2 separate regions of the Homo sapiens genome follow, and region 2 is linked to region 1. Evidence: read pairs that join two places in POLR2A ChIA-PET (ENCODE). Cell type or tissue: B cell. All regions are shown on one strand. Links, peaks and the distances in the headings refer to the core of each region. The heading gives the core; the rest is flanking DNA.

Region 1 (3,775 bases), core at 781-3,280:
GTAGCCAGGAATACAGGCACACACCGCCACGCCTGGCAAATTTTGTGTATCTTTTTAAAATTTTTTTGGAGATGGGGTCTTGCTATGTTGCTCAGGCTGGTCTCGAACTCCTGGGCTCAAGCGATCCTCCTGCCTTGGCCTCCCAAAATGCTGGGATTACAGGTGTGAGCCACCACACCTGGCCTCCTACAGTACTTTTCTTTTTCTTTTGAGATGAAGTCTCACTCTGTCACCCAGGCTGGAGTGTAGTGGTGCAATGTCCACTCACTGCAACCTCCGCCTCCCAGGTTCAAGTGATTCTCCTGCCTCAGCTTCCTGAGTAGCTGGGACTACAGGTGCACACCACCATGCCCAGCTAATTTTTGTATTTTTAAAAATAGAAATGGGGTTTCATCATGTTGTCCAGGCTGGTCTCGAACTCCTGACCTCAAGTGATCTGCCCATCTTGGCCTCCCAAAGTGCTGGGATTACAGGCCTGAGTCAACATGCCTGGCCTCCTACAGTACTTTTTAAGAGCAAAAACATTTTACCCCAGATGCCTTCCACTAGCCAGCCCCCAGCAGACTCCCCCTCCAAGTCAGTCACTGCTGTGACTTCTCCTTGGCCAGGAGTGTGTCCCAGCCTTTTCCAGAACCAATCACCAACAAGAAGACAGGAGAACTATGCCTGGCTTAGATCACTCAGAGGCTGAGGGTACTTTTTCTGAACACATGGTCAGAGCTAATAAACAGGCTAATAAAATTAAGGCTCTGCTTACAAAGAAGTAAAGGAAAATGGGCTTGCTTATTAATAATGCAGATTCCCAATTCCTGCTGCTAGTTGCACGGCTGCTTCTGTAGACACTCTGCCTCCGTCTGGCCTGGCACTTTGATCTTGTTTTTATGCCTCAGGATGAACGAACCTCAAACACCCAGGCTTCTTAGAATAGAAGGTCCTAGAGGAGGAGTGGTTTCTGAGAGAAGGAAGCACCTGCCCGCATCTCTTAAAAGGAAAGTACCTAAGCTTGACTGCCTGCTTATCTTTGAGGTTTTATTATCAATCAGGCCTTCTGGCACAAGTGATTAAAACCCAAACTAGCTTAAGTACAAAGAGAATGTATTGGTTCTTAGAATGGAAAGTCTCGGATTTCAGGTATGGCTGGATCCAGGTGCCCCTGCAATACACTCAGGATTATGCCTCTCTCCCTCTCACCTCTGCTGTCCTCAATATTGACTTCATTTTCATGCAGCAAAGATGACCTCCAGCAGTTCCAGGCTTAGAGCATAGCAGATAAGTAACCATAGCAGAAAAAGAAACACCACTTTCCCAATAGTTCCAGCAAAAGTCCTGCAGCTGTCTCTCATTGGCTTTACTTGGAATGGCGTGTTCATTTCTGGATCTGGGAAATGTAGTTGGCTGTGTCCGAATCACATAGACTAAGAGCAGGGGAGGCTGGTTCCCAAAGAAAATGAGAAGGGTAAACGAATGCCCGTCAGGCTAATCTCTCTCTTGTGTGTAGAGAGAGCCCCGGAGAGCATCAACCTGTCCTGTTTTACCATGAAGAGCATTCAAAAGCTAACAGGGTGATAGGGGTTTAGTAAGTTGGGAGTGGTCAGGGAGAGGTCTTGGAAGAGACAGTGTTGAAAGCAAAGCCTTGAGAGATAAGAAGTCAGTGTTTTAGGCGGCAGGACCTGTGAGGGCAAAACACCTGAGAAAAATCAATATTTGACAAATGAGTGGCTAAATGAATGAATGAATGAGTGAATGATTAAATGAATGAGTGGGTGAATGACTATAGACAGACACTGTAGACAAAGAGCCCCATCTTCTTGCTCAGAAGGACCCACCAGCCCCTGTAGTAATGGGAGAGCTGGAGTTGGGCTGCAGACCTTGCAGGGAAAATGGAGAGGGAGAGAAGGAGGAGGGGAGAGGAGGGAAGGAGGGAAAGAGCCACTCGGACTCCGCAGGAGCCAGGAGGAAGGGCCAGATGGACCCTACCTGGGAGACTACATCCAACGTTTCTCTCCTTGAGGGTCCTGGGCTGCCTGGAAACCCTCCCCTCTCCACAGCCTCCATTCCCTGCCCCTTCCCTCCCCCGCCTTACTCTCACTTCCTCTTTTCTGTTCCTCTTGCATACCAAGCTAGCTCTCGTCTCAGGCCTTTGTGCTTGCTGTTCCCTCTGCCTGGAACACCCTTCTCTAAGAACTTCACAGCCCTCAGGTCTCAGCCAAGAGTCCCCTCCACCAAGCAGCCCTCCCTGACCACCCCAACTGAATTACCCATCCCTCTACGCCCACAGCCTCTTCCAAATCACACCACCCTGCATACCTTCCTCTCTCTGAAAATGTCATGTTTGTGAATCTGTTGTGGTCACAGTTGTCACCCTGTCAGAGGCGTTTGAACCAGAGCAACCCCATCTTGAGTAGGGGCCAGGTAAAATGAGGCTGAGACTTACTGGGCTGCATCCCCAGATGGTTAAGGCATTCTGAGTCACAGGGTGAGATAGGAGGTCAACACAAGATGCAGGTCATAAAGACCTTGCTGATAAAACAGGATGCAATAAAGAAGCCAGATAATACCCATCAAAACCAAGATGGCCACGAGAGTGACCTCTGGTCGTCCTCACTGCTACACTCCCACCAGCGCCATGACAGTTTACAAATACCATGGCGATGTCGGGAAGTTACCCTCTATGGTCTAAAAAGGGGAGAAATGAATAATCCACCCCTTGTGTAGCATATCATCAAGAAATAACCATAAAAATGGGCAACCAGCAGTCCTCGGGGCTGCTCTGTCTATGGAGTAGCCATTCTTTATTCCTTTATTTTCCTAATAAACTTGCTTTCACTTTATGGACCTGCCCTGAATTCTCTCTTGTGGGAATCCAAGAACCCTCTCTTGGGGTCTGGATCGGGACTCCTTTCCTGTAACACTATTATTACTGACTTATGAATATTCTAGGGTTGTTGCGAAGTCTGGGTGCGAGTCAGGCACAGTGTTTACCTGCTTGGCCCTGCAGTGTCCAGCCAGGTTCGTGGCCTCCTGCCTCTGTGACCCTGTTCAAGTGACCTCCCTGCTCTGGGACTGTCTGTTCCCCCATAATATGGAGACCTCTATATTGCTCTTCTATACCTCATGTCTGTCTTTTACACACACACACACACACACACGTGTGTGTGCATGGCTGTGGTGCAGGTTTAATGACCTCATGCAGATGTCTAGAGCATGGTTCTAGGCAGAAAATGGAAAAGTATTTATAATATAATTAGTTCAACCAGCTACAATATAGACAGGGGTTTCCTGGCAGGCCATGTGACTTCAGTAATGGCCTGGGTCTGGCTTCGCCTTTAACCCTCTTCCTAGCCTCCCCTCAGCTCTCAAGGGTCAGCTAGGGGCCATCGCCCTGCATGTAGGGAGGCTGGACGGCAGAAAGCATGAACCCCATGATGCTCCCTGTCCTGCCCTGCCCATGCTGTCACCAAGTGGGGCAGCTAGACTGAAAGGGCTTCCACAACTCTGGGGTGGGCACCAACAGCCAGGGGAGCTGGAGATTGAAGGGTAACATTGCAGACTGGAATAGGAAGTTCCCTGGCCTCCAAGCCAGGCCTCACTAGGACTCTCCTGCCCTCAAATCTGGAAGCTCAGTGTCTTCACCCTTTAGGTCTCTGGGGGATAGGAGACAGAGACTTAGGAGGGTCCAGGGGAAAAGAATTTCCAAGTAATAACATGGAAAATAAAACAAAGCTACTAAACCAAAGGATATTGCTATCAACCACAGTAGCTTTCACACTTTTGT
Region 2 (3,775 bases), core at 440-2,939, 690 kb before region 1:
CTAACTCTCAGTACCTTGGGAGACGCCAGGCCCTCTAGCCCTGGATGTGACGTCCCCAACTCTGGTAACCAGACCTGCCCCTGCCCCTCCTCTTACACGCAGGCCACCCTCCCTTCCCAGCACACTCGGAGACTGTGGGTTCTGGACCTAGCAGCCTGGGCTTTCCAGACTGGGACCCCAACACGCATGCTGCCTACACTGACAGCCCCTACTCTTGCCCTGCTTCTGCTGCCGAAAATTTCCTGCCTCCTGACTTCTACCCACCCTCGGACCCAGGGCAGCCGTGCCCATTTCCCCAGGGCATGGAGGTGAGATACAGAGTGGGTACAGGATGCTGAAGGGCCCCTAAAAATTCGCAGTTGCACTCCTGCAGTATTCTGAGATGTCTGGAGCTCAGTTACGATTCCCTTTTCCAGGCCGGGCGTGGTGGCTCACACCTGTAATCCCAGCACTTTGGGAGGCTGAGGCAGGCGGATCACTTGAGGTCAGGCGTTTGAGACCAGCTTGGCCAACATGGTGAAACCAAAAATAAAAAAATTAGCTGGGTGTAGTGGCGCACGCCTGTAATCCTAGCTACTCGGGAGGCTGAGGCAGGGGAATTGCTTGAACCCAGGAGGTAGAGATTGCAGTGAGTAGAGATTGCACTGCTGCACTCCAGCCTGGGTGACAGAGCAAGACTCTGTCACCGAAAAAAAAAAATACCCTTTTCCAGGTGGGCAAAACTGAGGCCTAAAGGTCCAAGGTCACTTGGCATAGATGGGATACCCAGGGGCTCTGCATGCAGATGTGTGTGTGGTGGCTTGGGATGGAGGAATTCTCAGCTGACTGGGTCTCCCCACCACCTGCACCCTCCAGGACCCCCCAGACACCCAGTTCTATGTAGGATCTTCTCTGCCACAGGCTGGACCCTGGAGAGTTTCTGCACCCCCTTCAGGACCCCCACAGTTCCCCGCTGTGGTCCCTGGACCATCGCTGGAGGTGGCCCGAGCTCACATGCTGGCTTTGGGGCCACAGCAGCTGCTGGCCCAGGATGAGGAGGGGGACACGTGAGTATAAGGGATAGGGTTGTCTGCAGACTCTTGGCTTGGTGGGGGCTGTTCTCACGGCTGTCCCCCACCTGTCCTCAGGCTCCTTCACCTGTTTGCGGCTCGGGGGCTGCGCTGGGCGGCATATGCTGCGGCTGAGGTGCTCCAGGTGTACCGGCGTCTTGACATTCGTGAGCATAAGGGCAAGGTGAGGCTTGGGGCCTGAACTCTCCTGGGTTCAGGGGAGGAAGGAGCCTGGGGCCTGGACCCCTGGATCCTAGAGAAGAGGGGAATGGGGGGTGAGCTCCTGGGGCTGAGGGGGGATGGGGCTGGGAGCCTGGTTTTCTGACGGGAGGGAACCAGGAGCCCAACCTGACTTCTCCTGTGGCCTGCAGACCCCTCTCCTGGTGGCGGCTGCTGCCAACCAGCCCCTGATTGTGGAGGATCTGTTGAACCTGGGAGCAGAGCCCAATGCCGCTGACCATCAGGGACGTTCGGTCTTGCACGTGGCCGCTACCTACGGGCTCCCAGGAGTTCTCTTGGTATGGCCAGCTGGCAGGCAGGGGTTTGTCTGGGGGGTAGACTGGTTGCCCAGATTTTGGCTTCCAGGGCCAGGAGGCCAGGGGATACCCTTACCCAGCAGTCTGCCTTCTCTTCCTCCCAGGCTGTGCTTAACTCTGGGGTCCAGGTTGACCTGGAAGCCAGAGACTTCGAGGGTAAGTTGGGTGTGGGCAGGGCTGGTGTGGTTGGTGTGGCTGGGCGAGGTGGGTGCAGATGCGGGTCCCTCACTGTCTCCATTCTGCAGGCCTCACCCCGCTCCACACGGCCATCCTGGCCCTTAACGTTGCTATGCGCCCTTCCGACCTCTGTCCCCGGGTGCTGAGCACACAGGCCCGAGACAGGCTGGATTGTGTCCACATGTTGCTGCAAATGGGTGCTAATCACACCAGCCAGGTGAGCGGGGATGTGGGCGGTCAGACCCTGGGAGATTGTGTGGAATGGGGCCACTTGGATGTCCGGGAGCTCCAGGCAAATGCTGACTTTGCCTCTTCCTTGCTGCGTGCCCTTGAACATGTTACTTCACTTCTCTGTGCCTTAGGGGTTTTTTGTTTGTTTCTTTGTTTGTTTTGAGATGGAGTTTTGCTCTTGTTGCCCTGGCTGGAGTGCAATGGTGTGATCTTGGCTCACCGCAACCTCTGCATCCCGGGTTCAAGTGATTCTCCTGCCTCAGCCTCCTGAGTAGCTGGGATTACAGGCATGAGTCACCACGCCTGGCTAATTTTTTTGTATTTTTAGTAGAGACAGGCTTTCTCCACATTGGTCTTGCTGGTCTCGAACTCCCGACCTCAGGTGATCCACCTGCCTTGGCCTCCCAAAGTGCTGTGATTACAGGCGTGAGCCACCGCGCCCAGCAGGGTTTTTTTGTTTGTTTGTTTTTTTGTTTTTGAGACAGGGTCTCACTCTGTCGCCCAGGCTAGAGTGCAGTGGTGCAATCTCATCTCATGGCAAACTCTGCCTCCCAGGTTCAAGTGATTCTCCTGTCTTAGCCTCCTGAGTAGCTGGGACTATAGGCGCACGCCACCATGCCTGGCTATTTTTTTTTTTTTTTTTTTGTATTTTAGTAGAAGTGGGCTTTCATTGTGTTGGCCAGGCTGGTCTCAAACTCCTGACCTCAAATGATCCTCCCACCTTGGCCTCCCAAAGTGCTGCGATTACAGGCGTGAGCCACTGTGCCTGGCCCCTAGTTGTTAACTGGGAATAATATTACTGACCTTAGGGTATGTTATCAAGCACTTACTATTCATTCATCAAGCACTGAGTTTCATAGATTAGCTTATTGAAACCTCACAAACACCCTTTGACATGTGTACTCTATTTTCTCTATTTTACTGAAAAGGAAACAGGCATGGGAAATCAAAAATCTTTTTTTTTTTCTTTTTGAGATGGAGTTTTGCTCTTGTTGCCCAGGCTGGAGTGCAATGGTGTGATCTCGGCTCACCACAACCTCCGCCTCCTGGGTTCAAGCGATTCTCCTGCCTCAGCCTCCCGAGTAACTGGGATTACAGGTTCCCACCACCACGTCCAGCTAATTTTGTATTTTTAGTAGAGACAGGGTTTCTCCATGTTGGTCAGGCTGGTCTCGAACTCCCGACCTCAGGTGATCTTCCTGCCTCGGCTTCCCAAAATGCTGGGATTGCAAGCGTGAGCCACTGCACCTGGCCTCAAAAATCTCTTTGAGACAGGGTCTCACTCTGTCACTCAGGCTGGAGTGCAGTGGCATGATCACAGCTTATTGCAGCCTTGACCTTGTGCACTTAAGTGATCCTCCCACCTCAGCCTCCCAAGTAGCTGTGATCACAGGCATGCACCACCATGCGTGGCAACTTTTTTGTAAGGTGGGGTCTAACTATGTTGGCCAGGTTGGTCTCAAACTCCTGAGCTCAAGCAATCCTTCCACCTCTGCCTCTGAAAGTGCTGGGATTACAGTTGTGAGCCACTGCACCCAGCCTGAAAAATCTTATAGCTTGTGACTGTCAGAGAGAGAATTAGAACCCAGGTAGTCTGACTTTAGAACCTAGCTTTTAATTATGTTCTGTTCCTTTCCTGTGACAGTAGCTCCTTCATAGGCTGGCTGAGAGAATTAAACATCCACAAAAAATGTTTATTTATTTATTGAGATGGAATCTCACTCTGTCACCCAGGCTGGAGTGCAGTGGCATGATCTCGGCTTACTGCAACCTCTGCCTCCC

Evidence for each region. Peaks named below come from ENCODE experiments on the same cell type or tissue, not always from the same donor. Only the 100,000 strongest peaks of a DNase experiment are listed, where the experiment ranks them.
Region 2: POLR2A ChIA-PET joins it to region 1 with 6 read pairs; 1 of 35 experiments calls an interaction of 5 or more read pairs at or near these places.

The regions. Positions count from the first base shown.
Region 1 is chr19:35,203,809-35,207,583 of GRCh38, reverse strand. LOC105372379 (a long non-coding RNA gene) reads right to left here and starts at 2,463. Exons shown (of 3, transcript XR_935938.2): 1 at 2,308-2,463; 2 at 1,192-1,431. RefSeq lists enhancers at 1,804-1,973, 2,949-3,466, 3,467-3,775. In B cell, for the core only: no CTCF peak of the experiment used is centred there; DNase peaks (open chromatin) are centred at 953 and 2,083; H3K4me3 peaks cover 1,174 bases; H3K27ac peaks cover 2,500 bases.
Region 2 is chr19:35,894,184-35,897,958 of GRCh38, reverse strand. NFKBID (NFKB inhibitor delta) reads left to right here. Exons shown (of 12, transcript NM_139239.5): 4 at 103-308; 5 at 901-1,046; 6 at 1,128-1,233; 7 at 1,421-1,567; 8 at 1,690-1,741; 9 at 1,831-1,979. Among named protein-coding and RNA genes, the nearest start is that of NFKBID, 4.5 kb to the left of the region's middle. In B cell, for the core only: no CTCF peak of the experiment used is centred there; DNase peaks (open chromatin) are centred at 855 and 1,822; H3K27ac peaks cover 904 bases.